Linked DNA regions of Homo sapiens: all the other regions are linked to region 3. The links are chromatin loops, found by intact Hi-C in ENCODE. Cell type or tissue: endothelial cell of umbilical vein. All regions are shown on one strand. Links, peaks and the distances in the headings refer to the core of each region. The heading gives the core; the rest is flanking DNA.

Region 1 (10,640 bases), core at 2,824-7,823, 65 kb after region 3:
AGGCAGGAGAATTGCTTGAACCTGGGCGGTGGAGGTTGCAGTGAGCCGAGATTGTGCCATTGCACTCCAGCCTGGGCAACAAGAGCAAAACTCTGTCTCAAAAAAACCATCTGGGGCTATCAGAAACTGGAAAAGGCAAGAAGGATTCTTCTCTTTCGGGTTTCAGATAAAACATGGCTTTGCCAACACCTTGATTTTGGACTTCTAGCCCCCAGAACTGAGACAATAAATTTGTGTTGTTTTAAGCCACCCAGTTTGTGGTACTTTGTTGTGGCAGCCCTAGAAAATGCTCTGTGTATATCTAAAAATGTACATCAGGCCAGGTGTGGTGGCTCATGCCTGGAATCCCAGCACTTTAGGAGGCCAAGGCAGAAGCATTGCTTGAGGCCAGGAGTTGAACAAGACCAGCCTGGACAACATAGTAAGACCCCATTGCTACAAAAATTTTTAAAAATTATCCAGGTGTGGCACACCTCTGTAGTCCCAGCTACTTGAGAGGCTGAGGCAGAGAATAGCTTGAGCCCAGGAGTTCAAGGTTGCAGTGAGCTATGATCTGCCACTGCACTCTAGCCAGGGTGACAGAGCAACACCCTGTCTCAAAAAAAATGTTTTTTGTTTTTTTTTTTTTTGAGACGGAGTCTCACTCTTTCACCCAGGCTGGACTGCAGTGGTGCTATCTCGGCTCACTGCAAGCTCCACCTCCCGGGTTCATGCCATTCTCCTGCCTCAGCCTCCCAAGTAGCTGGGACTACAGGCGCCCGCCACCGTGCCCAGCTAATTTTTTGTATTTTTAGTAGAGACGGGGTTTCACCGTGTTAGCCAAGATGGTCTCAATCTCCTGACCTCGTGATCCGCCTGCCTCGGCCTCCCAAAGTGCTGGGATTACAGGCGTGAGCCACCACGCCTGGCCAAAAAATATGTATATTTTTTTAAATAAATAAATGCATATCTAAAAGGTTCACCCTTATTTTTGAATGACAGCTTAGCTATATATAGAACTATAGGTTGACAATTATTATTGAAGGCATTTTTCCATAGTTTTCTGATTTTATATACTGATAAAAAGTCCTCTGTCAGGCTGCTTTTCATTTCTTTGTTAGAAATCTGTCTTTTCTCTGGTATATTTTAAGATTCACTTTGTCTTTGGGTTTTGCCCTTCTACTTTGATGTGTGTGTTTGTGTTTGTGTGTGTGTTTGTAGATTAAAAATATATACCTAAAAATTCACCTAAACCTTTATCTTAAAATGTATATTCTAAAAATCTTTCTTACTTGGTACATAGTATGCTTCTTCTTTTTTCTTTTTTTCTTTTTAATTTTTATAATAGAGATGGAGGGGGGTGTCTCACTCTGTTGCCCAGCTGGTCTCGAACTCCTGGCTTCAAGCAATCCACCTGCCTCATCTTCCCAAAGTGCTGGGATTATAGGCATTAGCCACCATGCCTGGACCATAGTATGCTTCTTTAATCTAAGGATTTATGTCAGTTCTAGAAAATGTTCAACCAGTATCTCATGCAACATTGGCTCTCATTTCTCCTTGTAGAACTCTCATTAGAAGTATGTGGAAGTATCCACATCTCTCAACCTCTATTTTACACTTACTATTTCCCTGTGCTAAACCTTAGGTTTCTACAACACTCTCCACCAACTTACTAATTTTCTTTTCAACTATGTCTCGTTTACCATTTAAAGCATCCATTAGTATTTTATTTCAGTAACCATAATCCTATTTTTAAAGACACGGGGTGTTGCTCTGTTGTCCAGCTTGGAGTGCAGTGTTGTGATCAATCATAGCTCACTACATAGTGAGAACACATCTCTACAGAAATAAAAATAGAAAATTGGCCAGGCGCGTTGGCTCATGCCTGTAATCCCAGCACTTTGGGAGGCCAAGGCAGGTGGATCACAAGGTCAGGAGTTCGAGACCAGCCTGACTAACATGGTGAAATCCCGTCTGTACTAAAAATACAAAAATTAGCTGGGCATGGTGGTGCACGCCTGTAATCCCAGCTACTCAGGAGGCTGAGGCAGGAGAATCACTTGAACCCGGGAGGTGGAGTTTGCAGTGAGCCGAGATTGCACCACTGCACTTTAGCCTGGGCGACAGAGTGAGACTCCATCTCAAAAATAAAATAAAATGAAATATTAGCCAGGCATGGTGGTATGCACCTAGCTACTCAAAAAGCTGAGGTATGAAAATCACTTGAGCCCAGGAGTTCAAGGTTACATTGAGCTATGATTGCACCACTATACTCTAACTTGGGCAACAGAGCAAGACTCTGTCTCCAAAATTTAAAAAAAAATAAATAAAAATAAAATGACAGGAAGAGACTGTGTTTGAAAGCTCTGAAGGGCTTGCAGTCCTTGGATACTTGCCCCAAAAATAAACATGATGTGCTTGCTTTATTATTGTGATAGAAAAAAACAAACTTCACACTCAAGTCTTCACTATTACAAGGATGTACTCCTGAAGCTCAGCCAGTCCACGGTTGTGGACTCTAAAATAGTGATCTCCCATTATCCCTCAGATCTACTTAATAATGCTCAATATATTTTTGTATTCAGTCAACAAAGATTTATCAAATATCTGCTAGGCACTGTTCTAGGCCCTTGAGATATAGCAATAATAACAGACAAACTCCCTGACCTCATGGAGCATCCATTCCATGGAGGGTAAGGTGAACAATAAACATACAAAATAAGAGCAGATATCAGTAAGTATTATTAAGGAAGAAAACAGCAACATGGTTAGAGACTGACTGGGTGGAGACCATTTAGGTGTGTGAAGTTCTCTGGGTGGCCATAACATTTGAGATGAGACCTAAAAAATGAATGAAAATGAACCAAACATGCAAAGAGCTTGGGAAAGAACATTCCAGACAAAAAGAATAAATAGCAAGAGCAAAGGGTTTAAGGTGGTCACAGACTTCACATATCTGAAGAATGAAAACGAAGAAGCCAGCATGAATTAGTAGGAAGAATGGTAGAAGATGACATTGGAGAGGTGAACCAGGGGCCAAACCGTGAAAGGCCTTGTAAGCTACAGTCAGCATTGGAATGTTATTCTGAGTGTGATTGGAAGCCACCGGAGTGATTTCAAGCAGGAGAATGATATGATCCCATTTGAAAGGGAACATTGTGGGTTCTAGGTGAGAATGGATTGGGGAGAGCAAGAGTGGAAGGAGGAGGACCAGTTAGGAGACTACTGCAGTAGTCCAAGAGAGAGACAGTGGTAGTCTGGATGAGGATGATAGCAGTGGAGACAGGGAGAAGTAGATGGATTCAGGTCAAGATTACTGAACTTGATGAAGGGATGGGTATGTGTTGAGAGGAGCAATGAAAGAAAGAAAGGCATCAAAGATGACTTCCAATTTCCAAAAAAGTATGCCGAGCAAAATAGACCAGACAAAATAGAGTAACATACTATAGTAACATACTACAGGTTATAGGAAATGCAAACAAATCCAAACAGATAAAAAATCAGTGGAAATACAAAAATTAGCCAAGTGTAATGGTGCATAACTGTGGGGCAAGCTACTTCAGAGGCCAAGGCAGCAGGATCACCTGAGCCTAAGAGGTTGAGGCTGCCATGAGCCGTGATCATGCCACTGCACTCCAGCCTGAGTGACAGAGCAAGACCCTGTCTCAAAAGAAAAGAAAAGAAAAGAAAAGAAAAGATTAGTGGTTGCCTGATAGGAGCAAGCAATGGGATCAGGGACTGGGAAGCAGAAAGAAGGAAGCAATTACAAAAGAGAATGAGGTAACTTTTATGGTGACGAATGCATTTATTATCTTGATGGCAGAGATGGTTTCCTGGGTGGGACATTATTAAATTGTACACTTTAATATATTCAGTTTACTGTATGTCAGGTATGCCTCAATAAAACTGTTTTTTCAAAAAGACTCCCAGCTTTTTGACCTGAACAAACTAGTTGAATGTTAATGTCTTTTACTGAGACAGGAAAGTTAATTTTTGTAATATAGTCTGTAAGCAGTCTCAAGGCTGCTCCACAGGAATAATAAGAATAATCCTTCCACTTGTGAATAGACTGTATAAGTGAGAATGTAGGTTCAGCTGCTATAGCAGAGATCCAAAATAGCAGTGGCTAAAATAAGATAGAAGCTTGTTTCTCTCTACTATACTCAACTAGGCATAAGCAGTCTAGGGCAAGTATGTGAGTCCCACAGTGCCAAAGTTCCCAGGCTCCTTCTATCTTATCCGTAAGATCCAAGATGACTCATCACTACCATGTTCATAGTCTAGCTGAAAAGACAGAAAAAAAGGGGGAGGCTCACACTTTCCCTTTAAAGGCATATCCCAGAAGTTGTGAGCATGGTTCTATTCACACCCCATTGACCCAAACAGAATTGTGGCCACTCCTGATTGCGAGAGATACCAGGACATTTATTATTACAGGCAACTGTGCGCCCATTTAAATATCAACAAATATCACGAAAGGGGAGTAGAGGACAGATATTCAAGGGAAATTAGCAGTTTTTGACATAAGTTTTCAGCTGACGAAGCTATTTCTCATTCATCATATCATTTCATCTTCACAACTTTGTGACATGGATAGACCCTAAGAGTTCATTCAGTTTGAGGGGAAGTTTAGAAGGGTGGTTAAGAGTATGCGCTTTAGAGTTTCAAATCCCATCTCCACCATTTACTAGCTGTGACATCCAAGGAAAACTGCTTAACTTCTCAGAGCTTCAGTCTCTTCAGTTGTAAAATGGAGGTAATAACAGTACCCGTTTCATAGGTTTTTATGAGGAATAAATGTGATAATGAATGCACAGTTCCAGGCATACAGTTGCACCTATGCTTACATTGTCTGTTATTACGTATCAAGTATTTGGGACCTACAGATAAATAAAAGAGCAATTCACAGTATAGTGGCAGGGGTGGGGGGTCACAGATAAATGAACAGAAAGTGACAAAATAATATGACAATTCTGCCACAAGGAAGACAATACCAGGAGCCAGACGAGCACAGGGGAGGGGCCTCTAACCCAGAAATCTTACAAGAAAAATAGGCGTATATGGCAAAGAAGGGAGAAAGGATATTCCTAGAAGAAGCCAAGACACCACAGCAAGTGAAAGCCTGGTGCCTTCAGCGAAACGCAAGTTGTCTGGCATTGCTGGAGCAGGGGAGCATGTTAACTAAGAGGAGAGGCAGAGTGGCAGATTAGGGTCAGTGGCAGAGGAACCTTTGCAGGTGACACACTTGCCAAGAAACTCTCAGCTACTCCTTCCTGCTGACCAAGTAAGTTCAGGGCTGGGACCTTACTAGGGAGAAAAGGAGCTTCCACCGTGCCTACCAAATGAAGCAGTCATAGGAAACACTGCAGGGAGAGGAAGTGAGTCGTTAGCAGGAACTGATGGTGGCTTTTCCCAGGCACCTTGCCACGTCTGATTCAATCTGTTTATGCAAAGTCCAAAGAAAGTGAATAGTTTTGATCAATCCTGATGATTTAAACCTGCGTAAGAGATGAAGCTGGGTAACAGAGCATAACAAAGACTGGATTATTTATCTTGTTGCTCATCAGAGAAAGTGGGGCCTGCCAGAGGTGAGAGCCAAAAGCAGAGACTCTCCCAAAAATAGGAAAAGAATAAAATTAGGAAACCAAAAGCCTAGGGGAGAATCCATGCCTCTGTCACTCCAGCTCACTAAGCTGAAAAAGTTCATGGTCCTTTAGAACAGGAAGAAGAATACAATGGGGTTGGGTTGAAATCTGGACAAACTCCACATACATTTATAAATAGGCACCAAAAAACACTGGTGCAGAGGAATGTTTTTCCATCTTTAGAGCCATACCTAGGACAAGGTGATTAAGGCTTTTCCCCAGGGCACCTACCTTAGCAGCCCCAGATGTTTTTAAATAAAGGTTTTCAAAATTGTGAGAAACTAAAAAAGTTAATATTGTTCTTTTTATAAATTAGAAGAATATGAGTAAAAGTAGCACCCAGTAAGCAAAAAAGTTACTTAAAATAGACAGCCCCAGATCACCACCTTATTGCTAAATCTCGCATGTAGCCACGGGCAACTCCAGGCCTACAGTTGACCAGTTCAACCTCCACAGTGGAAAGAGACAATGTCTTTCTCCTTTAGGGTTTCAGGAAGAGTTCCAGGATTGGATTTCCCTGGCATAGCTTGCGTCACATGCCCGTCTCCGAAATAATCACAAGGCCCAGAGGCCTGGACTGCTCTGATTCGGCAGGTGCAGGTCATATGGCCATTCCAGGAAGGTTAGGGGGTATCATCCTTATCCAAAAAGGACATAGACTGAGGGTAAGCGAAAGGTATCCTCTTGCCAAAAGAGAACAGTATAACTATCAAAGGAAGAGGTACTAGATGTCACAAAGAGAAAAAAAAAATAGATGTTCATTTTATACATTAGCTGCCAAAATTTCAACTTTTTTGAATTTGTCTTCTAATGAATAGGTCAATTCCATTTCATTGAGTACATGAACTTCATGATGGTGACCCCCTAGTCTTCCCCATATAGCAGTGGTCAGGGACCTCAAGAAGGCAACCTTGCTTTGCAATGAAATTCTTGGATCACTGGATGTGGAGTGTCCCATCAAAAAGGGCTGAACCCCAGACTTAATGTTTTTGCCTTTTCTAGATGAGAAACACTAAGGATTTTCTCTGTTTCATTCAAGACAAATTGTAGCAGTCACTGTTGAGAAGAGGTTGAAGTTATCTTTTTTTTTTTTTTGGAGACAGTGTCTCACTTTGTCATCCAGGCTGGAGTGCAGTGGTGTGAACACAGCTCACTGAAGCCTTGACCTCCTCGGCCCCAAGTAATCCTCCCCTCTCAGTCCCCCAAAAGTTGCTGGGGCTATAGGCATGCACCACTGCACCCGGCTAATTTTTGTATTTTTTTATAGAGATAGGGTTGTACCATGTTGCCAAGGCTGGAAAGTTGCCACTTCTTTTTGTCCCCTTAGCTAAGGTCAAATGCCTCTGCATGGGTTTGAGAAGATGGCGAAGCTTGGCTGACTGTGGGTAAGTAGTCTCCATGATCTCATAAGTCTTTGTGGGGTTTTTTGTTTGTTTGTTTTGAGACAGAGTCTCACTCTGTCATCCAGGCTGGAGTGCAGTGGCGTGATCTTGGCTCACTGCAACCTCTGCCTGCTGGGCTCAAACAATTCTCCTGCCTCAGCCTCCTGAGTAGCTAGTACTACAGGCACTCAGGTTTTGCCATGTTGGCCAGGCTGGTCTCGAACTCCTGACCTCAAGTGCTCCGCCCGCCTCAGCCTCCCAAAGTGCTGGGATTACAGGCATGAGCCACTGAGCCCGGCCAAGTCTTTGTGTTTCTAACCACAGTGATTAGTAGAAAATATAAGAGGTCACTAGCAGGAATACTTATTCTGGAACATCAGAATCTTAGGGCAGAAGGCCATGAAGAATCAGGGAACAAATTCTTCAAGGAACTCCATTAGTCCATATATTTGCCACACATCTCCACTGTGTTCTGCCATCTGAAGTATGGGGTCCTGTATAAAAATTCCACAAAATGGCCGGGTACAGTGGCTCACGGAGGCTGAAGCAGGAGAATGGCTTGAACCCGGGAGGCGGAGCTTGCAGTGAGCCGAGATGGCGCCACTGCACTCCAGCCTGGGCGACAGAGTGAGACTCCGTCTCAAAAAAAAAAAAAAAAAAAAATCCAGAAAATAGGCCGGGTGCGGTGGCTCACGCCTGTAATCCCATTACTTTGGGAGGCCGAGGCAGGTGGATCACGAGTTCAGGAGATCGAGACCATCCTGGCCAACATGGTGAAACCCCGTTTCTACTAAAAATACAAAAAAATTAGCCAGGTGTGGTGGGCGCGCCTGTCATCCCAGCTACTCAGGAGGCTGAGGCAGGAGAATCGCTTGAACCAGGGAGTCAGGGGTTGCAGTGAGCCAAGATGACGCCACTGCACTCCAGCCTCGGCGACAGAGCGAGACTCTGTCTCAAAAAAAAAAAAAAAAAAAAAAAAATTCTAGAAAATAATTCTAGACTCAGAGAGCTGGAATGGGTTGTTGGGTTCTTCCAGGCTATCCTCACTTTACAGAGAAAAATGAAGCTTATAAAGGAAGAAGGGCTTTGCCACGGTCACAGCAAATTGGTGTTAAGGCTAAGACTAGAACACAGGAGTCACAGATTCTCTTCCAGAGTTCCTTCCATTCTACCCTGTGGCCTCTCTTGGGTGGATTCAGCAAGACTACTGGGTCCCAAAACAGGAGACAAATTTGGAGTCAGGAGGCTCCATTTTTCTTGGGAATATGAGATTCCATTTTGTAGCCACTTATCGTTGGTTGCACTCAAATGTGTGGATCTTGAAAAGGGCTATGGGCCGGGCGCAGTGGTTCACGCCTGTAATCCCAGCACTTTGGGAGGCGGAGACGGGCAGATCACCTAAGGTCAGGAGTTTGAGACCAGCTTGACCAACATGGAGAAACCCTGTCTCCACTAAAAATACAAAATGAGCCAGACATGGTGGCGCGTGCCTGTAATCCCAGCTACTTGGGAGGCTGAGGCAGGAGAATCGCTTAAACTCAGAAGGTGGAAGTTGCAGTGAGCCGAGATCACGCCATTACACTCCAGCCTGGGTAACAAGAGCAAAACTCCGTCTCAAAAAAAAAAAAAAGAAAGAAAAGGGCCTCAACCCCTGAGCACAAAGAGAAGATGAGGTAGAAAAAGCCCCAGGACTCTGCTTCCCAGGGGCAAGACAAACTTGGTGTTCCTTCTGACTTGGCCTATCCATTGGGAATTCTAGGTACTTCGTAGATACCATAGGATGTCTATGATGTCCTTGGCAGTGTATGCTAAATGTTGTGTCTGCCAGGTATTTTTCTGGATCAGGATGAACATAATCTCCTCAGCATCTCAAAGGGGCCCCAAACTCTCAATAGGTTAAGAACCACTACTCTAGGCTGGGCACAGAGGCTGAGGTGGGAGGATCACTTGAGTCCAGGAGTTCAAGACCAGCCTGGGCAACATGGCAAAACCCTGCCTCTAAAAAATTTTTAAATTAGCCAGGCATAGTGGTGCGGGGCCTGTAGTCCCAGCTATTCAGAAGGCTGAGGTGGGAGAATCACCTGAGCCCAGGAGGTTGAGGCCGCAGTGAGCCATGATTATGCCACTGCATTCCAGCCTGGGCGACAGAGTAAGACCCTGTCCTCACCCCCCACCAAAAACAAAAACTAAACCAAAAAACCCCCAAGAAACACTAATCTAAAGTGACACTTCCAAACTTGGCTTATTATTAAAATTACCAGAAGAGATTTAAAAGCACTGATACCTGGGCCCTTCCTACTGGAGAGGTGGATTCAGTGGATATGTGTTGGGGCCCAGAGAATCTGCACTTTTTAGAAGCTCGCCAAGCTTAGAAACTGCAGCTCTAGAAGAAAATATTAATGAAATTAATTAATGAAAATATTAATGAAGTTAATATTAATTAATTTTCTTTATTATTTTCCCTAGAAGGGAGAAGAAAAAATTACCTCAGCACTTGGCACTTTAAAGCCATTCTGATGTAAACACTTCAGGTGTTTATGGTAAAGATAAAATTAGAATTCCTGGTAAAGAGAGGGCGCTGAAACCCAACAAGCCATAAATAAAACAATAGAATTCAGAAGGCCATGGTTCTGTTATACTGTATTGTGACCACAGCTTATACCCAGACATATCAGCTCTTTCAGTGACTTGTTTAGCCTATACTTGGTTTCCCTGACTCTACCCTCCAGTGGTTCTCGGATTCGATAAATCCCCAACTCTTAGGCAGTAGAGCATTAATGCAAATCCACCACTTGACATTTTTATAGTTTGAATTTCTTCATTTATGCATGCAACAAGAACTTAATTACCTACAGGATGCTACGTACTGCTCTAGCAGTGAACAAAATAGATACTCTCCCTGTCTTCATCACCCTTCCAGCCTAACATAGGTGCTGGATTCATTCATAGAATGAATTGGGGTTATAAAAAGATATTTTCCTTCATCTGAGTGGTTCCATCACACTGGTTTCCTCAGATTCCTGGAACACACCAAGCATCGCCTCGCCTCCAGGATTTATATACACTGGGTCCTCCTCTAGAATGCTTCCCTGCACTCTGCCTGGTCACCTACAACTTAAACCTGTGGGTCTTCACTTCAGTGACCTTTTCATGAAAATGCCTTTAACTGACTCCTCAACTTAAAGCAATTCCTGGCCAGATGCAGTGGCCCACGCCTGTAATTCCAGCACTTTGGGAGCTTAAGGTGGGCAGATTGCTTGAGCCCAGGAGTTCAAGACCAGGTTGGGCAACAAGGCAAAACCCTGTCTTTACAAGAAATACAAAAATTACCTGGGCATGGTGGCACTTGTCTGTAGTCCCAGCTACTCAGAGGCTGAGGTGGGAGGATCACCTGAGCCCCAGGAGGTCAAGGCTGCAGTGAGCCATGATCAAGCCAGTGCACTACAGCTTGGGCAACAGAGGGAAACCATATCTCAAAAAATGAATGATAATAAAATAAAGTAGTTCCTCCTGTTACCCTCTCAGATACCTTAAACTTTTCCATCATGGCATTTATCACAGTTTTTAATGGCATATTTATTTGTGTGATGATTATTAAATTTCACTTAAAAAAAGGTAATTCATAAAATACCCG
Region 2 (10,640 bases), core at 1,444-6,443, 77 kb after region 3:
CTTACATTCTAGTAGGAAAAGCAGACAATACACAAATAAACTAATACAGGAACCGCAGGTTCATTCACTGCTGCATTTCCAGAATGGGCCCCAACACATAGCAGATACTCAACAAGTGCTTATTGAGGAGAAGGAAAGGAAAGTGAGGGTGAATGGCAGCCAATCTGAAGGAAGAGACAGGAGTGGCCAGTGTCAGAGCCAACAAACTAACTACCGTGGAATCATTTCACCCTAGAGGTTTGCTCAACTTGCAGGAGGGACTAAAATGGGTTGAGGCCTATCCTGTCCTGTTGGTCTCCAATAAGGAAGGGGAGGAAGTGGCTTACCTTCACTTCTGTCTGTCCTGTATCTGTGTAAACACCTACAAATAGGGACAAATGAATGAGTGCAAGCCCTGGACTCATCAAGTGATCTTATCCACTCCTGTGCCTTCCAGTGTTAGAGACTGGATAGTTGGTTGCAAAACACATTTCCTCTTTCTCATGGGTGCCCAGCTAGGCTACACTTCCCTACTTCTCTTATAGTTAGATGTGACCACATGATGAGATTTTATTGGTGGAATATGGATGGAAGTGATAGACTCTCCCATGTGTGGTCCTCCATGCCCTTATGCCCTTTCCCCATCACAGTGACCCTGGAAGCTGTGTAATATAAATGGCAGATGTCGGGTGCAGTGGCTCATGCCTGTAATCCCAGCATATTGGGAGGCCGAGGTGGGCAGATCACTGGAGGCCAGAAGTTCGAGAGCAGCCTGGCCAACACGGCGAAACCCCGTCTCTACTAAAAATATAAAAATTAGCCAAGTATGGTGGCACACACCTGTGATCCCAGCTACTCAGGAGGCTGAGGCACGAGAATCACTTGAACCCAGGAGGCAGAGGTTGCAGTGAGCTATGATCATACCACTGCACTCCAGTTTGGGCAATAGAGCTAGACCCTGTCTCAAAAAAAAAAAAAAAAAAAGATGGCAGACACAAAAGCTGGAAGGACCTGGTTCCTGAACCCCACTTGGAGAAGAGTTGCTCACTTATTAGGAACACCAGTTTGGGATTTTACCTGAGTGAGAAATAACCTACTGTGCTAGGCCATCGAGGCTGGGGAATTTTCTGTTAGAGCAGCTAGCATCATTCTTTTTTTTTTTTTTTTTTTTTTTTTTTTAAGACAGGGTCTCTTGGCTGGGGGCAGTGGCTCACGCCTGTAATCCTAACACTTTAGGAAGTCGAGGTGCACAGATCACCTGAGGTCAGGAGTTTGAGACCAGCCTGATCAACATGACAAAACCCCGTCTCTACTAAAAAATACAAAAATTAGCCAGGCATGGTGGCGTGCACCTGTAATACCAGCTACTTGGGAGGCTGAGGCAGGAGAATCTCTGGAACCCAGGATGCAGAGGTCACAGTGAGCTGAGATCATGTCACTGCACTCCAGCCTGGGTGACAGAGCGAGACTCTGTCTCAAATAAATTAATTAATTAATTAATTAATTCAGGGACTCACTCTGTTGCCCAGGATGGAGTGCAGTGGTGTGATCACGGCTCGCGGCAGGCTTGACCTCCTGCGGCTCAAGCGGTCCTCTCACCTCAGCCAGGACACCACAGGCACATGCCATCATACTCAGCTAATTTTTGTACTTTTTGTAGATACAAGGTTTCATTATGTTGCCCAGACTGCTCTCAAACTCCTGGTTTCCACCTGCCTCGGCCTCCCAAAGCGTTGGGATTACAGGAGTGAGTAACCATGCCTGGCCACCTTGATGATACACTTGCTTATTCTCTCCAGGCCAATGACCTCACTCAAGCCTGAGCCTTCCCCTGGGGTCCAGACTCAGCTCCACACCCATGCACTGGATATCCCTACTGACATGGTGGTCATGCCTTCAGACTTAGAGTGGCCAAAACTGGACTTGCTACTTTCACCCGCACCAGCTTCTCCTTCTCCAGTGTGGCCCATCTCAGTAAGATGGCACCACTTTCCACCCAGGCGTGCAAGCCTAAAACTCAGAGCCACCTTGGGCCCTTTTCCCTTTCTCTCATCCTCCACATATCTCCTCCATAGATCTTGAATTCATATCTTCTCTTCTTCTCCACTGCTGCTACCATCAGTGCCTAAATACCACCACAGTCTCCAGCTAACCCATCTCCCTGCTTGATTATAGCTACCCTTCAAGCCCATTCTCCAGCTGGAGTCATCCACCCCAAAACAGATCCAAGCATGCCACCCCTACCCACACTCACTTTAACACTCAGGGCTGGCTCCCTACCGCCCTGAGGATTCAGTTCAAGCTCCTTGGCACAGTCTCAAAGGCCTTGCATGATCTGGCCTGGCCTGTCTCTGCAGCCTCTTCCGCTGACCCCAAGCCAGCTGTGTACACTCTTGTCACACCAGTTAGGTTCCTCATTCACATCATCCTCCCTCTGCACTCTGGCTGTTCCCCTGGCCTAGAATACTTCAACCCCCATTCTTTACTTGCATCACAACTGCTCATCCTTCAGGCCTCAGCTTGATTTTCACTTCCTCCAAGAAGTGACCTCCCTGACCCTTGGACCAGGTCAGCCAACTTGGCACCTCCTATTGCCCAACACAACTCTCTTGACATTTGATTCTTGTGACTTAATTGTCTATTTTTCCTATTCAAGTGCAAGTTCCCGGAGGGCAGGGCCTCGGTCCTGTTCACCCTTGTGTTCTTAGCCTCCAGAAAAAAGGAGGAATCCCCGTATGTCTGTTAAATGAGTATGCGTGAGCAGTACACTCACTCAATAATTACCAACTTAGTGATATCCGTGCTATTCAATGACAGCAAACAGGTAATTCTGAGTTTGTCTGCCATCTGAGTCAAAGCAATTTGCCCCCATTTTTTTTTTTTTTTTGAGATGGAGTCTCTCCCTGTCGTCCTGGCTGGAGTGCAATGGTGGGATATCAGCTCACTGCAACCTCCGCCCCTCGAGTTCAAGCGATTCTCCTGCCTCAGCCTCCTGAGTAGCTGGAGTTACAGGTGCGCGCCACCACGCCCAGGTTAATTTTTTTTGTGTCTTTAGTAGAGACGGGGTTTCAACATGTTGCCCAGGCTGGTCTTGAACTCCTGACCTCATGATCCCCCCACCTCGGCCTCCCAAAGTGCTGGGATTACAGGTGTGAGCCACCAGGCCCGATCTGCCCCCATTTATTAATGAGGAGACAGATCCCCAAGGGAGCAAGTGATCTGCCCCAGGGAGGCAGGAGGTGAAGCAGTCACAGGGCTCTGGCAATGACCACACCACCCCTCTTCTCCCTCTGCTTCTAACTTTTCTTGTTTCTGAGGTCCAGGCGGAAATGTAATGTCATGACACATTGGGGGATTTCTTTCCTCCCCTACATTTTTCTGATGTGACTCCAGCTTGGGGGGTTGGGGGAACACAAGCCCCAGGAGGAGGGAGGCGGGTGGTGGGGAGGTTAGCAGTCACATTCCTCAGCAGCCTCTGTTTTCATAGCTCAGAGAAAGAAGAAAGAAGTTAGCAAGCTCTGGCAGACACACTGGGCATTCAGCTCCTGTTCTGGCAGCTGCAGGGGCTGGGCTGAGCACGCGCTCTGCCAAGGCCAGGGCGGCAGACACTCTCTCCAATCTCAGGCTGCCAAGATGAGGTGGAGGGGGTCAGGGCCTCTGTCTAAGATGGGGGTTCACAGAAAGAGACCCCTTCTTTCTGCTCAGGCTGGCAGCCAGTTGGCCATGAGCCATGTGTGGGAGAAGGGGAGCAGAGGGAGGCAGTGTCAGGGCCTCAGTGCAAATCCTTCCAGGTTGGAAGGCTGGTGTGGGCATCAGACAGCCCAGGGGGCTATCTCAGCTCCTCCTCCACCCTGGAGATGTTGGAGGGACAACCTCTAGGCAGATGTCCCCACCCGGCTGCTGGGGCCACTGCTGTCACATTCCAGAGGGGGCTGAGAGCCACAGAGCATGGATTGAGAACGAGCTCACCATGGAAACCAGGCTTCCTAGGAAAAGGTCACATATTTGATGTGGCTGTCATCCAGGCACCTTAAATGCCACACTGTTCCTGTTTTCTTGAGCACGCTGCCAGCAGAGAAGGCCTGAGACAATGGGGTTGGCAGTTGACCTGTTTGCCTGGTTTTAGACAGGCCCCTATCACGGTTTCCCCTTCTCAGCAAAACTCAGTGCTGTTTTTACATTGCCTGACCCCAACGTGTACCCATGTGGGCAGCCCTGCAGGCCAACCCTTGAGTCTGGCAAAGACCCACTGTGCCAAAAATCTAGAAAAGGAGGTGCAAACAAGACCCATGATGGTAAAAACTGGCAAAGCTTGTTAAGAATAGTAAAAGCTTTCGGGTATGAGTACTTACTCCATGCTGCCAGACACTGTGATAAATGCTTTACAGGCACTGTAATCTCCACAAAAAAAACCTTAATAAAAAAATTGAGGCTTTGAGAGGTTAAATAACTTATCTGAGATTATTATATAACCAGAAAATGGCATGACGAGGATTCAAACCCAGGCTTGTCTGATCTAGAGCCTGAAACTTTCACCTCTACTCTATTTCACTCATCCATTTATTCATGCACTCATTCATTTATTCAATTGTCCATCCATCCATGCATGCATCAAACATTTAGGGAAAGCCTCTGGTGTGCTGACACAGTGTGTAAAAGGACACACTCCACAACCTCCAAGAGTTCACAGTGGGAGAAATGGATGAGTAAACAATGACAATATGCGGTGTGATGAAAGCCATGGGAGAGGAGCAGCAAAGCTGCTATGGGAAGAGGACTCCTTTTCCTTGCATTGTCCAAGGCTCAGAGGTGTGAGAGCACAGGGGAGGAGAAACTAACCCAGCTGGGACAGGGGTGGGCAGCAGACTTTCTCCGGAAGGTGTCCAAACACACACCTGTAAAAGGGGTTGAACTTGGGTCACACTTCTCAGGCCTGGAGTTCCAGGGGTTGGATTTACATCCACAGGCAGGAGAGAACACTTACTCTCAAATGGACCCGATCAGGCCCCCCTTACCAAGCACAATGCTTCCCAGGGACGCCCAACTGACCAAGTACCACCGACAAAATAGAAAGAAGTCAGGCTTTCCTAGAGAACCCTGGGTGAGTACATGGTTTACACAGCTGTCCTTAACCCAGACTCTAGTGGCATGAAGAAAGAACAAGCTAGCTTCTTCCTCCTTTCACACTCCCATTGAAGACTGCCCACTGTCAAAAGCTAGAGGACAGTAGAAATAAAATTACTGCCTTAGTATAAGGAAACCAACCCAGTGACTTCTAGGTTGGGCAAGAAAATTAGGGTTGGGGAAAAGGGTGACTTAATTCCTCCCGTCTGTCTGGTTCCTACACCCACATCATATGTCTTTGGGGAAGCCTCCCACACAGGCTGTGATCCACCAACTATAGCACTCCAGCCCTGAAAGGAGCCCTTTTCCTTACATGCCCTGTTGGTTAGTAATAGCCAAGATGCTGGGTGGGAAGAAGGGAGAGAGAGAGGGAGGGAGGAAGGGATATTCTCTGAAGAGCAAGAGGGCAGCTGGCTTCTTTCACAGCTGTGTGGGTGGCAGTGAGCTAAGAGGTCCCTGTTCTCTTCTCCATCAATCAAGGGGGCAATCAAGAAAAAATGTGCAGTTTAAAAAGTTCAAAAAGAAAAATCAAACCACAACAACCTCCAAATTATATTAATTTGGTGATGGCCTGACACTCTGGAAACCAATCATGGGAAGGGGCAACCCTCACTTCCTCCTGCTCTTGGATGACGTTAGCCCTTTTTCTTTTTCTGGGGTTGGTCTCCATGGAGCAACACAGTCTGGCCTGGGTTCCTCACCACAGCAAGGAGGAAAACACAGAACTTTGTTCTCTCCTCTCTGGATAATGGTGGCCAGGATAGAAGTTCATGGGCAATGAGAAGCCTGGGCCCTCCTGCACAAGGTTGGCATCAAGCAAAATTGCATTAGCTAATAAAATAGTATCCTTGTGCAAGTTATTTCACCCCGCTGAGCCTCAGGGCCCTCCTCATTAAACTGGGAAAATAATACTACCTACCCTCCTGATGCCCTTATTTATTCCTGTCTTCAGGTCCTTTTTATTTACCTCTTCTGCCTTTTTTTTTTTTTTTGAAACAGGGTGTCGCTCTGTCACCCAGGCTGGAATGCAATGGCACAATCACAGCTCACTACAGCCTTGAACTCCTGATCTCAAGCAATCTTCCCACCTCAGCCTCCCACATAGCTGGGACCACAGGCATGTGCCACCACACCTGGCTAAGTTTTTTTCTTTTTAAAAATGATTTGTAGAGATGAGGAGATGAGGTCCCCCCTCCTGCCTCGAACTTGCAAAGTGCTGGGATTACAGGCATGGGTCACCATGCTCAGCCTCTTCTACCTCTTTTTTCTCCTCTTTGCATCCCCCTTTCTTGCACTGCCTTCTCGGTAGTCCCCTCCACCCCATATGGACTTAAATAATTCTTGATTTTCATGGCCCCTGTGAACTTGCTTCTTCCCCCATTCCTTCCCATTTTAATAGTGCCATCGTATACCCAGTTTCTCAGACTAGAATCTAAGAAGTCATCCTTGATTACCTTCTTCCCCACAACACATACATTTAATCCATTAGCATGTCTTACAGGTGATTCCTCCAAAACATATCCCGAATCTGACCATTTCCCACCCTCTGCTACCACCCTAATTCTGGCTACCATCGCCACTTGCCTAGATAACTCCAAAGTTCTCCTAACTGGTCTTGTTATTTATTTAGTTTTTAGAGATGGGGTTTTGCTATGTGGCCCAGGCTGGTCTGAAACTCCTGGGCTCAAGCAATCCTCTGGCCTCAGCCTCCCAAATTGCTGAGATTACAGGCATGCCATCTGCCATCATGCCCAGCTCCTTGTCTTGCTTCTTTTACTTTTGCCCCTTAGAACCTGTTCTCTGCATAGAAGAGTCATATTTCTGAAACATATAAATTAAATTATATCACTCTCCTACTCAAAACACTGCATGGGCTTCCAAATTGTTTGTCATGGCCTACAAAGCCCCATATGGTCCTTGCCTTGCATCTTCAACCTCTGATGACTGTGCTGCAGCTGCAGGGGCTCCCTTCTGTCCCTCACACATGCTTTGCTTTTTTTTTTTTTTTTTTCTGAGACGGAGTTTTGCGCTTGTTGCCCAGGCTGGAGTGCAATGGCGCGATCTTGGCTCACCGCAACCTCCACCTCCCAGGTTCAAGCAATTCTCCTGCCTCAGCCTTCCCAAGTAGCTGGGATTATAGGCATGTGCCACCAAGCCCGGCTAATTTTGTGTTTTTAGTAGAGATGGGGTTTCTCCATGTGGGCCAGGCTGGTCTCGAACTCCCGACCTCAGGAGATCCACTCACCTCGGCCTCCCAAAGTGCCGGGCTTACAGGCATGAGCCACTGCGCCTGGCGTTTTGCTTATTTTTGTCTCAGGGCCTTCACCTGCATGATCCCTTCCTGTCTCGGTTCAGATGGTACCTCCTCAGAGAGAGCTTCCTTGAGGCACCTACATAAATGAATTCTGTACCCACCTACTCTTGAGCACACCACTGGTGTGTGTGTATGTGCATGTTACTTATTTCTGAAACTGTCCTGTTTCTTTATCTATGCATGTATTATTGGTCCATGCCGTGTGTTGTCCGTGGTTCTTCTCCAGTGACAAGAATAGTACTTGCGGCCAGGCGCAGTGGCTCATGCCTATAATCCCAGCACTTTGAGAGGCTGAGGAGGGAAGATTGCTTGAGCCCAGGAGTTCAGGACCAGCCTGGGCAACATAGTGAGACCCTGTCTCTACAAAAAAATACAAAAATTAGCCGGGGGTAATGGTGTGTTCCTGCAGTCCCAGCTACTCAGGAGGATTGCTCGAGTCCAGGAGGTCGCAGCTATAATGAGCTGTGATCACACCACTGCACTGCACTGCAGCCAGGGTGACAGAGTGAGACCCTGTCTCAGAAAAACAAAACAAAACAAAACAAAAAAAGAATAGTTCTTGGCACATTATCAGTACCCAGTGAATTTTTTGGGTGAATAAATTAATGTCCTTGCTCCAAAATCACTTCTCTTTCTTTTCTCTGTCAAAATGCCCTCTCCTTCAGAGCATGGATCTCATTCGGAAGGTGATAGGGAGACCTCCACAAACATTTGCTGAATGAATGAAGCTGAAATGAATTACACCATCAAAGAATGCCAGCCTCTTAATGCATAGCTATTCCCAGGAGGATTAGCATTCTCAAACAGGAAGCTTGAATTTCAGGCACTGTTGACAAAGGGAAGAATTTCAGGGCAGCCGAGTTGAAGTGATATTTTTGTACAGAGTTGCTGTTCCATGGCTTCTTAAATCCAGAGATACTTATTAAGACCCTTTAGGGCTCCTTTGAAACTGAAGTTGACATTAAAATATGAAACAGTGATAGAAAAGGATTGTTTGTTTATAAGGAAAGAATTGTAGACTGGGAATCAGAAGCCTGGGTTTTAATCCTAGATGTGAGACTACAGTAAGTAATTAGCTCCTTGGACAGGTCGCTTAAGATAACCAACATTAACTGAGTATCTAGCTCATGCCTGGCCCTGAGCTAGGCACTTTACTCACACATATAATTTTTATTTTTCTGAGACAGGATTTCACTCCCTTGTCCAGGCTGGAGTGCAGTGTTGCAATCACGGTTCACTGCAGCCTCGACCTCCCAGGCTCAAGCCATCCTCCCACCTCAATAACCCAAGTAGCTGGGACTTACAGGTGCTTTCCACCAAGCCTGTCTAGCTTTTGCATTTTTTGTAGAGAGGGGTTTTTCCATGTTGCCCAAGCTGGTCTCAAACTCCTGAGCTCAAGCCATCCGCCTGCCTTGGCCTTCCAAAGTGCTGGGATTACAGGCATGAGCTACTGTGCCCAGGCACACATAAAATTTTTGCAACTCTTTAAGGTAAATATTTTTAGTGTCTCTATTTTATAGACAGGGAGACAGGTTCAGAGAGGTTAGGTGTCACGTGTGAGGGCACTTCCCTGATAACAGTGGGAGCTGGATTCAGCCACACGTTTAGGTCAGTCTGCATTCCTGTTTTCTTCCACTTCCCCCTGACAAGACCTCTTGGGCCACCTTTCAGGAATCTGTTAACTGGGGGCAACAGAAGAAACTCTTTTTTTTTTGAGATGGAGTCTTGCTGTGTCACCCAGACTGGATTACAGTGGTGCGATCTCGGCTCACTGCAATCTCTGCCTCCCGAATTCAAGTGATTCTCCTGCCTCAGCCTCTCAGGTACCTGGGATTACAGGAGTGCAGCACCACACACAGCTAATTTTTGTATTTTTAGTAGAGACAGGGTTTTACCATGTTGGCCAACCTGGTCTCAAACTCCTGACCTCAAATGATCTGCCCACCTCAGCCTCCCAAAGTGCTGGGATTACAGACATGACCCACTGTTCTGGCCCCAGAAACCCTTGAGCTCTAAGGAGTTGCTCTCTAAGATCTTTTTTCTTTTTTTCTTTCTTTTTTTTTTTTAAGAGATAGGGTCTTGCTCTGTTGCCTAGGCTGGAGTGCAGCAGTGTGATTATAGCTCACTGCAACCTCAAACTCCTGGGCTCAAAGGATCCTCCCACCTCAGCCTCCCAAGTAGCTAGAACTGCAGGTACATGCCACCACATCAGGCTAATGTTTACATTTTTTTTTTTCTGGTAGAGATGAGGGTCTCACTATGTTGCCCAGGCTGGCCTCGAACTCCTGGCCTCAAGTGATTATTCTGCCTCAGCCTCCCAAAGTGCTAGGAATCCAGGTGTGAGCGACTGTGTCCAGCCATTAAGTTCCTGTTAGTATTATTTCTCCATCATATTATTTCTGGATATGGGAAAAGAGAAAACAACTGTGGGACAGAGAGCTCATTTAGGAATGTAGCTTAGTGTTTACAGTGAAGGTTTGAAAATTAGGCTCCTTGAGTTTACATTCTGCCTTTACCACTTTCCTTAGGCATACATTTAACATCTCTCAATTGCTTCTCAATTTTCCTCATCTATAACACGGATACAGTAAGTTGTGTTGAGATGTAAATGAGATAGTGCCTGTAAAGTGTGCAGCCCAGTGTGCGATACATACTGAGCATTCCATGAAATGTTAAATGTTTATTAAGCGAATAATGATTATTATGAACACTATAAAAGAAAGTTTCTCAAAGGAGGCTGAAAGGGGAGCCCAGAGAGAAGAGGTAGATGCTTTTTAGTGCTCAGGGAGGGCCAGATTTCTTCTGACAGCCCGTCTTGAGAAATGGCTGCAGGTTCAGAGGCTCCTAGGGCCACTGTATAAACCAAGAAGATGCCCAGAGGAGCTCCAGAGGACCTCTGCTGAAGGGAATTCCCATGAGAAACAGGGGTAGAGGAGCGAGCAGTTGAAAGGCAGGAAGCCCTGAGCCTGCAGGAAACATTAGCTGGAGAAACAAAGTGTGCTTGGAAAAGCCCAGCTCAGGACAAGAGCTTGAGACTGAAAGCTTGGAAGCAGGAAAGGGAGCCCCAGGAGAGTTCAAAGTAACTCACTACTCCAGTTATTTCTGATGTCTTTATTATTCTCTCTGATTACCACAGATAATACATTGGTACTTCATAGAACTTTATGCAATGCAAATAGCAAAGGAGTTCCCTATTCAAGTTTTTAAATTTTTTTTTTTTTTT
Region 3 (10,640 bases), core at 2,777-7,776:
GAATACCTCAATAAATGGTAACTTAAGAGAGCCTGTGAGGCCCCTCCCACTGCAGCCAGCCTCCAGCTGAGTCTCTGGCCTGAAGCCCAGGGATGGCCTGCACATGAATCAAGCAGGCTATTTCCAGAGCTGGCAGGGGAGGGGCTTTCTGTCCCAGGGGCAGGCGAGCCAATCCTGTGACAGGGAGAGCACAGGGAAGGGGTTATTCAAGGGGATCTGCATGCCATTGTATTCTGGTTTCCCTGTCCAGAGCTGCCCATGCAGGATCCCGGGGTGGGCAGGCCATCCAGGCAGATGGAAGGGACACTCTGCCTGGGGCTTTCCTGCTGCAGTGACCCCAGGGCCTGGGGTGGCCAGGCTTCAGTGGGTAGGGTAGGCTCTGGCTGGATGTGAGAGATGACTTTGCTGTAGCCCCAGTCACCTCTGTTCTCTTTCTGATCCCTTTTCTATCCCAGTTGGGTATGAGCAAGCCTGGCTTGCCAGAGGCTTTAGAGCCATAAAGGCCTGGGTTCGGATTCTGCCCTTGCCTCTGCCTCGTCACATGTGCTTGAACGAGAGACTTGAGCTCTCTAAGCCTCGAATTCCTTGCCTGTGAAGTGGGAATGATGGTAGTATCTACCTCAGGGTTGCTGTGAAGACGAAATCAGGTACTTGACCTTAGGAGGCCTCAGAATAAATGAGCCATTCATCCTCTCCCTCTGAGCAGGCTTTCCTGGTGAAGGGCATCTAGACCCAGACCTGTGCTGCTGAGTGGAGCCAAATGCAAGTGGACTAGGATTAAACCTGTGCCATAGGAGAAGGAAAAGGAACATGTCCGTGCAGTAGAGGGCAGCTGATACAACGGGAGGACCTGGAAAATCTCCCTACTAACCCACTCAGCGTGCCCTGTAATAGCAATGACACCAGGCTCCAGAGAGAGGCGCTGCCGAGAGAGGTCTAAAAACAGATACAAAACACAAGAAAACTGAAAGAAAACCCCTAAAGGACTGGCTTAATTGATAACATTCATGCATTCATGAACTTTGGAAAAGTGAAATGCTTACTGCTTATGAGTTTGATGACAGTGGTTGTTTTGAGATTTTCAGTGGCCACAGATTGACTAGCAGCCATTTAAAATATGTCCTTATGGGAAGAGAAGCTAATGCCGCAAATCAGCTAACAAGTAGTGGGTAGTTGGGGTCCTTCTTGACCTATGGATTTGTTTAGCACTCAGATCTCTCGATAGAGCACTTGGCCATGACAGGGCTCAGGTTTCCAGCTCCATTTGGAGGAAAAGTGAGCATGCTAGGCTCAGGAAGACACCACACAGGCTCCAGCCGCCCCATCCCACTCAGCCAGGTTTTCATCCCTGCCTTCCTTCATCGTTTATGTCAAGGTATAGAGGTTGGGGGCACATTCTGAAATTGTGTATTGCCCAGGAATGAAAAACCAGGGCTCTTGATTATTCTTTAAGGGTTTAAAGCCCCCCTTTAAAAGGAGATTTTAATTCCCTTTCCTCTGTTATTCTTGGGTGATGGGTCAGCTGTATCCCAAGAAATGACCCCCAGTTCCCCTCCAGGGGGGAAGACATGCTACCTGGTTTACAAACCAAGTAGGGTTGGCCAACTCTGGTTGCCTTGGCATGGGGCCATTCTGCAAGTTCTCTAGTACTTGTCCCTGTGAGGGTGAGGGCGTCCTGAGTCTGGAGTGGCAGGAGGGAGAAAGCAGCTGAGCTGAGCCACCCTCCTTCCATTCAGCAGCAGCAATGGCAGGAACACGGTTTCACCAGTCTGCTCAATAGTTTTCCCCTGGTGTAGCCTTCCTGTGGTCCTGGGAGGCTAACTTTGCAGGGCCTGGGGTTTGCACCAGTCCATTCTCACCCTCTTCCCTCTTCTCCCTCCAGTGTATGTGGTAGAAGACCAAAGAAGAGATGAGCTAGGACCATCCACCTGCCTCACAGCCTGCTGGACGGCTCTCTGTTGCTGCTGTCTCTGGGACATGCTCACCTGACCAGACCAGCCCAGCCGTCCTGTCCTGCCAGCTCTGCTGCCACCTCTGACAGGTGTGCCTGCCCCCATCTCTTCTGATTGCTGTTAACAAATGACTAGCTTTGCACAGACACCTCTACCTTCAGCACTATGGGATTCTAGATTAATGGGGGTTGCTACTGTTTAATTCAGTGACTTGATCTTTTTAATGTCCAAAATCCATTTCTTATTGATCTTTAAAGATGTGCTAAATGACTTTTTTGGCCAAAGGCTTAGTTGTGAAAAATATAATTTTTAAATTATACATTCAAGGTAGTGGCCAAATGTAACACATCAATCATGGAATGATTTCTCTGCTAACAGCCGCCTGTATGTTTCAATAAATTTGTCCAAAGCTCAACTGTCTGTCTAAATGATTCCAGGCCTAAGCTAAGCTACCTGGAGTCTGTGCTTGTCTCCTGGACTGTTACCATGTCTAACTAACTACTCATCTGCTCACTGAGGCTTATAAAATGTGGGTATCTATCTCAGCTAGTGGCCACCATCCAATGTATGACCAGCAGCCAATCTACCTTTTTATTCTGGTGGTGATGCAAACAGTGAGGGTGCTACAAAGGCGGCCAGTTCTGAGGGCCAGGTGTTCTCCAGCTGGGTCATGGGCTCCCGGCCAAGCTACTCTCCCCGTAGTCCCACTCAGAGATAGGCTCAGGGAGGAGCATTTGCCACATCTTGCACCTGCCTTTACCCAGAGCCTAGGAAAGGGCCTTTTGGTAACCAGGGGCTGCCCCTGGAGTGGCTTCCAGGCCTGCTCCCTGGAAACCCAGGAACCTACAATTACATGGGGCCAGCCAAGAGGTTTTCCTTTTTTTTTTTTTTTTTTTTTTTTTTGAGATGATGGAGTTTCACTCTTGTTGCCCAGGCTGGAGGACAATGGCGTGATCTCGGCTCACCACAACCTCCCCCTCCTGGGTTCAAGCAATTCTCCTGCCTCAGCCTCCTGAGTAGCTGGGATTACAGGCATGTACCACCAGGCCGGGCTAATTTTGTATTTTTAGTAGAGACAGGGTTTCTCCATGTTGGTCAGTCTGGTTGCGAACTCCCAACCTCAGTTGATCTGCCCGCCTCGGCCTCCCAAAATGCTGGGATTACAGGCGTGAGCCACCGCTCCTGGCTGAAGTTTTCCCTTCTGGATGTCCCCTCACCCCTCACCCCAGCTCGTCAGCCGTGCCACTCATCTCATATTTGGCCACAGGGTGGCGCCAGGCTGCCATAGCAGCAAGTCCGATTTTCCTCCATCAGCTGGCCCGCCCAGCCCAGCCAGCCCGAGAAGCCGCAGCTGACAGCTAGCTCCCTGCCGACTCTGCCTTCCCTCCGAAGCAGTGGACGTGCTGATAAATGTTTACCGGTGCTCTCTTTAAAAAAAAAAAAAAAGCCATGTTTTGTTGCATGTCCTGTGTCTTATTTCTGATGTCCTGTGTCTTATTTCTGTGGTGTACGTGTTCTCACCATGCCATGGCTGATTTCAAGTTACCAATGTGATGTCACTGACTGGAGCTGGGAAGGGCAGCACAGGACCTGACATCATGTGGGATTTCTACCACCCAGACACAACAGAGCCAACCTCACAGATCACAGTCAGTGCACAGATAGAGCACAGATCGTGGTCAAATGTAGTAATTAGGGATGCATTTTGAATATTTATTGTCCTTGTTTTTAACATAATTTGCAAATTTACATAATTATAATGGCTGTGTTTGACAACTGGCTTGCAACAAAATTCTTGAAAATTGAATAATTGGCCCACCTGGGCTGGGATGAGCCAGCTGGATCACACCGTTGCCCCCTCAGCCTCTAGGAGGCCTCAGGATTATGGCGTCCATCTTATGATATTGGCCAAAAGGAGACAGTCTTGGAGGTGCTGCTTACTGTTGAACTTCCTTTTGGAATGTATGGGAGAAGGCAGGGAAAGGAATCTTTAGGCAGACTGCCATCCAGGGACTGCTATTCTGTTCACTGAGATTCAGCTGTGAACATCTGTTCTTTCTTCCTCTTCTGTCTACTGCATGCAGGCCCGGAAGCTGAGCGTTAGTCAAAGGTACAGGAAGGGAAAAGAGAAGAGGGCAAGGCCCATCCCCCAAGAAAGGAAGGGCTCTGATGCAGAGGGAGCAGGAGCTGAGGTGGAGACGGCCACTGCCTCTCTCACCCTCTGTTCCATCCCTCTGCTCAAGAAAACCAGGCTTAGCAGAGTGGGACAGACGCTTTTTATTGGTCTGGCTGGCGTGCCTAGTGGAAAGCTCAGGCAGAGCTTCCTATCTTGCCCTGGCTCCCATCTTCCCTCTCCTGGGAGTTCATCACACATCCCGAGAGGGAAGAGTGTCCTGGGCAGAGGTGGCAGGCAAAGCCGGGTAAAAACTCCAGGGCTGGGAAGCAAATGGGGCTCAGGGTGATGCAGAAAATGTGATGTTGCCAGGCCATCCAAATAAAGCATCCATCGGGGCAGAGGAGAAGCTGTTTCCCTGCAGACACTCCTCTGCCCCCACCAGGAATGGGAGGGGCAGGAGGAAGAGCTTCCCAGAGAGGCTCCCTACTGGGCCCTTCGTGCCATCAGCATCTCCCGGATGTTGTCCTCAGCTTCCTTAACGCTTCGCTCCAGGTAGGACTTTTTCTGCTGCAATATGAGAGACAGACAAAGGTTAGGACCAGAGTGAATGGGCCGGGCTGGAAGACACAGCTTTGATGTCCAATGGTTATGGCTTTTCCTTTGTGACAGGCAACTTTCAGGAGTATACTGCAAGCCAGGTACACACACCTGCCCACAGTGCTCCCCTCACCTCCGAACCATGGGTGATCACGGGCAGGCAGCAGGGAGAAGATGGCTTTGGTAGAAGCAAAAGTGCTCTGTGGAGGACAGGCAGTAGCACTCTTCCCCCAGAAGGAAGAAGACTCTAAAAAACAGGCGTCTCAGTACATGAAGTTATCCCAGACAGACAAAGGCCAGGAAATTCCAGGACAAAGCTCCTGTCCGTAACAGACTATCTCCTCTCAAGGTTTTCCATGGCCTGGGCCAGGCGTCTGTAGCCACTGCAGCTATAAAATGGATGGTGCACGCTCTGCCCTGTCCAGCAGGAATATGGGCTGCTGTGAGGGCTGTGGGGCTGTCTCGCATCGCACTGAGTGGGTGAGTCAGAAGGCAATCTGCTTTTCTAATGAGACTGCTGCCTGCCAGGAATCTGGGACACTAAAACACTGAGGAAAGCAGACCTTTTGGAGGCTTACCTTCTACTCCATCTGGGTCCTAAATTAAAAATCTCGGCTTAGACAAAGAACTTTCACTACTTTCAGGAGCCAAGATTTCAAAGATTAGTCAAAGGAAATGATGTCTGTACATTATTTGCCCTGTGCTCACCCCAGAAGTATGGTGGTTTTACCAGTGGTCCTTGCCCCGAGGACATAGTTGTGGCTGTATTCCCAGTTAACAGACATGAAATGAAGCCTCCGTTTTAGAGGAATACTATTCATGTCCTGAGGGAATACTCAAAATTATCACCTCCCAGGGCATATGTGACTGAGCCACACTGGAACCAGTAATACAGTCACCAGGCAGCCCAGGCCCTTCTCTCACCTCCACCCCCTTCACCCAAGCACCTGTTGATTCTGTTCCACCCATTAAAGTGCCCACAGGACTCAGGGAAGCAGGGAGAGTTTAGGGCAGAGGACAAGTGAGCTCTCTGTCCAATTAATTAGTTGTTTGTATGTTTTATTTATTTTTGAGACAAGGTCTCAGCTCAGAGTGCAATGGTGCAATCACGGTTCACTGTAGCCTCTACCTCCCACCTCAGCCCAAGTAGCTGGGACTCTAGGTGCACTGGGACTATAGATGTGTACCACCATGCCCGGCTAATTTTTTTTTTTTTTTTGTAGAAATGAGAAACTTCAATTTTTTATTTTTTGTATTGCCCAGGCTGATCTCAAACTCCTGGACCCAAGCGATCCTCCCTCCTCGGTCTCCCAAAGTGCTGGCATTACAGGCGTGAGCCACCGCGCTTAGCTATTTATTAAATGATACATATAGAGGCTTTTTCCTACAGAAGCCAAATGTGGCATACACAAATCTTTATCAGTTCTTCCGTGAACCTCTGATTCCTGTCTGTCCTCTCCTTGCTTCAAATTTCCTTAAGGCTAGAAAGAACCCTCTTTACTCATCTCCCATCTGTCCTAAGTTGCAGAGAATTCCTTGGAACACAACAGGAGCTCCATAAAAACTCATGGCCAGACACAGTGGCTCATGCCTATAATCCCAACACTTTGGGAGGCCAAGGCGGGCAGATCACCTGAGGCCAGGAGTTTAAGACCAGCCTGGCCAACATGGCAAAACCCTGTCTCTACAAAAAAATTAGACAGGTGTGGTGGGGGCACCTGTAATCCCAGCTACTTAGGGGCTGAGGCAGGAGAATCACTTGAACCCAGGAGGCGGAGGCTGCAGTGAGCCAAGGCCATGCCATCGCACTCCAGCCTGGGCAACAAGAGCAAAACTCCAACTCATGGTGACCATGATAACCATTCAATCCAATGCCTGCAAATGCATACTGCTGCTAAGGAATTTTAATTACATTGCTAAACCAAATACAGTCCTATCACTGTGATATCAGAGTGGGAATTTAAACTTCCTTTGATAAACAACTCTTTTTTTTTTTTTTGAGACGGAATCTCGCACTGTTGCCCAGGCTGGAGTGCAATGGCGCCATCTCGGCTCACTGCAACCTCCGCCTCCCGGGTTCACACGATTCTCCCGCCTCAGCCTCCCAAGTAGTTGGGATTACAGGCACACACCACCACGCTGGCTAATTTTTTCTATTTTTAGTAGAGATGGGGTTTCACTGTGTTAGCCAAGCTGGTCTCAAACTCCTGACCTCGTGATCTGCCCGCCTCGGCCTCCCAAAGTGTTGGGATTACAGGGGTGAGCCACCGTGCCAGGCCGATAAACAACTCTTAGACTTTAACTGTGGTGAGCTGAAAAAAGGCAAATACTAGTAAGCCCTGACACACACTAAAGAATGTATGTCCACTGGGTGTCACAAAGAGGGGAGCAATAGCTCGGTGCCATACACCACCTGGGCACCCTGTGGACCCCATGTGAATGCAGGGGAAAGGCGAATGGAATAAGCCCACTTCTCCTCCTACAAAAGTCCGCCAGGGCCCAGGGACTCTGGTCTGTTGCATTCAATCTCTGCCAACTTGCTGCCACAGCTGGCAAAACCATCAACTTGGAACATCAGCAAGAGCTCTTCTGCCCTCCCACCCAGACTCCCCAGCCAAACTCAGGCTATACCTCTCAGCTTTAAAAATTCCTTCTTCTGTAAAATCTCTGCTTTCTAACACTTTGATGAATTTTACCACTGCATATCCTAAAGTCTTCAGGTTTCCAAACAATGATGCAAATTAACATATCTATCTATATTTTTGTTTTGTTTCTAGAAATGGGGTCTTGTTATATTGCCCAGGCTGGCCTCAAACTCCTGGGCTCCAGCAATCCTCTTGCCTTAGAGGCATGTGCCACGATACTGCCTTCATCTTTAAATTTTTAATTAGTTTAAATAAACGTAGTAGACATTTCTTAAAAGAAAAAATTCCAACAGGACAGGACATCCCTAACATAGTGGACCTTTCTAACTGTATTTCAATAATTCCTGTCTCAGTCCCCAAGCATATTTAAGCCCAGAAGACTCTCATCATAATCAAACCCAGAACAAGGCACCTGTTGTGGGTTGAACTGAATTTGACAAAAAGATATGCTGAAGTTCTAATCTCTGGTAATTTGGAAAGAGGATCTTTGCAGATGTAACTAAGTTAAGATGAGATCATATTATATTAGGGTGGGCCCTGAATCCAATCATTAGTGTCCAAACAAGATGCTGTGAAGACCAATTCGTGGTAGCTTCAAATACAAGTAGAAAACCAAGTAGAAAACCAACACAATACCTGAAATGAGGGATGCCCCCAGACACCAATTCTACCACAATTATTTGGGGATAAGTATGATCCTAGCTTATAAAGTTTTAAGGGCAGTTACCCAGGCCTCTGCAATTCAGTATGGTCAGAGGCGTGGCAGGATTGGTCCTGTGAGTGCAGAAGAACCTTGGGAGGCCTCTGTCTCCACGGGTGTCTTAGTCTGTTTGTGTTGCTCTAAAGGAATACCTGAGGCTGGGTAATTTATGAAGAAAAGAGGTTTGTTTGGCCCACAGGTCTGCAGGCTATACAAGCATGGTGCAGCATCTGCTTCTGGAGAGGGTTTCTGGCTGCTTGCATTCGTGGTGGAAGGCGAAGGGGAGCCACCTGTACAGAAATCATGTGGCCAGAGAGGAAATGAGAGAGGAGGTGCCAGGCTCTTTTCAACAGCCAGTCAGTGAAGAAACAAAGCATGAGAACTCACTCCCATGAGAATGGTACCAAGCCATACACAAGAAACCCGCCCCCATAATCCAAACATCTCCCACCAGGCCCCACCTTCAACACTGGGGATCAAATTTTTTTGCGGGGGTTGGGGGGGTCTGGGGGTACCAAATTTCAACATGAGACCTGCCAGGGGGCAAAGAAACCCTATGCACACCACAGCAGGGGCATCCTTCATTTCCAGTGCGGTGCTGTGCTCTTGGGTAAGGGCACTAACCCCATTTAAAGGGCTCTGCCCTCATGACCTACTCATCTCCCAAATGGCCACACCTCCTAACACCATCATCTCAGGAGTTAGGATTTCAACAAAGACTTTAGGGAGAAACAACTATTCACACCACAGTACTTTTCAACTTCCAAGAAGCCATGCATGCATGGTCTTGGTTTCAGCTAAATCTCCGACCTCACCTCCAACAACTCTTCCCCGTCACTCCTTCAGCTCCAGTCACACAGGCCTCCCATGCTGCTCCTCCAATCCACCAGGTATGTTCCTGCCTGGCCTTTGCCCTTCGCTGTGCTCTCCATGTAGAAGTTCTCTTCCCCAGATATTCACATTACTCATCCCCTCACTTCCTTCAGGGCTTTCTCAAATGTTACCTTATCTGCGAGGCCTTCTTGAGTACATGCTGCCCAATACTCCCTATTCTCCTCACCTTGACTCTTCTCCAGAGCTCTTTCCACCACAGGAAGGAGAAACTGTCTGGCTTCCCTTATGAGACGGAAAGGTCCACAAGGGCAGGACTTTGTTCTGTCACCTGATACGGTCCTACCGTCTAGAAGAATGGCTGGCACATAATAGGAATTTAATGTTTGTTGAATAAAGTGCTTTAGTGTGGGAAATGACGCCTTACTGATGTACACACACTTTTTAGTTTTCCCTCCCAACTTGAATAATCAAGGAACGCCCAACAGAAGAAGCAAAGGCAGAAAATGACCATTTTCCTTCAAGGTGGTTTTCAGCTTTCGGCATTGCCCTCTCACCCCCTGCCCCTGGATATACACAGATTTAAAACTCCAACCTATCACTACAAACAATGTCAAGTATTTGAGGTAATGAATATGTTAACTAGCTTGATTTAATTATTCTACATTATATTCTTTTTATTTTTTTTTGAAACAGGGTCTTGCTCTGTTGCCTAAGGTAGAGTGCAATGGCATGATCTAGGCTCACTGCAAACTCTGCCTCCCAGGTTTAAGCAATTCTCCCATCTCAGCCTCCCGAGTAGCTGAGGATTACAGGTGAGTACCACCACACCCAGCTAATTTTTCTATCTTTAGTAGAGACGGGGTTTCACCATGTTGGCCAGGCTGGTCTCGAACTCCTGGCCTCAAATGATCCACCTGCCTCAGCCTCCCAAAGTGCTGGGATTACAGATGTGAACTACTGCACCCAGCCCACATTATATTTATAAATCATAATACTTTTACCCCATAAATCTATACAATTATGAATTACTGATTTATAATAAAATAAATAAATAATAAAACTCAAACGTTACAGATCCCAGTGGGGGCTTTGGATCTGGCCTTGCTTCCACAAACAGAACACGCCCTAACAGGCCTTAATGCTTTATCAGGTCAACTTGCAAAACTAAAAAACAAACCACCCCAATTTCCCATGTCCTGGACTCTGAAATCCTTGAGGAACTGCTCTATCCGATGTCAGCCTCAGGGCTGCTAGGAGTGACATTTGAAATCCACACTTACTACCAGCAGTCCTGGGAGGGCATCTGCTGATCTCACTGTAGCATCTTTCTGTCTTGCCGAGCAATTTCCCTCAGAATGCTTTCACAAGGGAAGTCTCTAGTGGCATCAAACCACAAAGCTCTGGGTGCAGCGACATTCTTGTGGGCCCTTGCCGTGATGACAAACTCTGAGATTTCCTGTGGGGCTCAGCATGGCCAGGGAAATGACATTGTTGGAGTTATTGCTCATCGGCCTGAGGTTCTTTTTTCCAGGAGTCAGACTGAGGGGCTGGTGTTTCATTCTCATCCTCTTACCAAGGAAAGAGGCTCCAGTCCCTAGAACTTTTCTGACATGACACAATCTCTCAAATAGACTCCTGAGGTAATACATCTTGTGACGCTATCACTACAGACTTTTTTCTTTTCTTAGGAACTTTGTCTCCAGCTCTCCTTCTCTAAATTAGTTTTTTTTTTCTTTCTTTCTTTCTTTCCTGTTTATCCTGCCTTGGGGTATTGAAAAGAGTTTTCTCCTCTCTGT

The links. Peaks named below come from ENCODE experiments on the same cell type or tissue, not always from the same donor. Only the 100,000 strongest peaks of a DNase experiment are listed, where the experiment ranks them.
Region 1: it touches region 3 in a loop (4-fold over the local background); 18 of 110 quality-filtered maps call a loop at or near these places.
Region 2: a loop joins it to region 3, with 3 times the contacts of the local background. A loop is called at or near these places in 5 of 110 quality-filtered maps.

Annotation. Positions count from the first base shown.
Region 1 is chr5:140,306,873-140,317,512 of GRCh38, forward strand. No RefSeq gene overlaps it. Among named protein-coding and RNA genes, the nearest start is that of PFDN1, 9.1 kb to the left of the region's middle. In endothelial cell of umbilical vein, for the core only: no CTCF peak of the experiment used is centred there; DNase peaks (open chromatin) are centred at 4,219 and 5,379; H3K27ac peaks cover 4,088 bases.
Region 2 is chr5:140,319,559-140,330,198 of GRCh38, forward strand. No RefSeq gene overlaps it. Among named protein-coding and RNA genes, the nearest start is that of HBEGF, 22 kb to the right of the region's middle. RefSeq lists enhancers at 2,200-2,249, 2,280-2,349, 3,163-4,362. In endothelial cell of umbilical vein, for the core only: no CTCF peak of the experiment used is centred there; DNase peaks (open chromatin) are centred at 3,393 and 4,033; H3K27ac peaks cover 2,609 bases.
Region 3 is chr5:140,241,423-140,252,062 of GRCh38, forward strand. It overlaps PFDN1 (prefoldin subunit 1), which reads right to left. Exons shown (of 4, transcript NM_002622.5): 4 at 3,613-4,635. The coding sequence ends at 4,552. CYSTM1 (cysteine rich transmembrane module containing 1) reads left to right here. Exons shown (of 3, transcript NM_032412.4): 3 at 1,883-2,367. The coding sequence ends at 1,989. Among named protein-coding and RNA genes, the nearest start is that of PFDN1, 56 kb to the right of the region's middle. RefSeq lists enhancers at 1-319, 320-1,156. In endothelial cell of umbilical vein, for the core only: a CTCF peak has its summit at 3,191 (motif pointing right); DNase peaks (open chromatin) are centred at 3,269, 4,049 and 5,129; H3K27ac peaks cover 3,248 bases.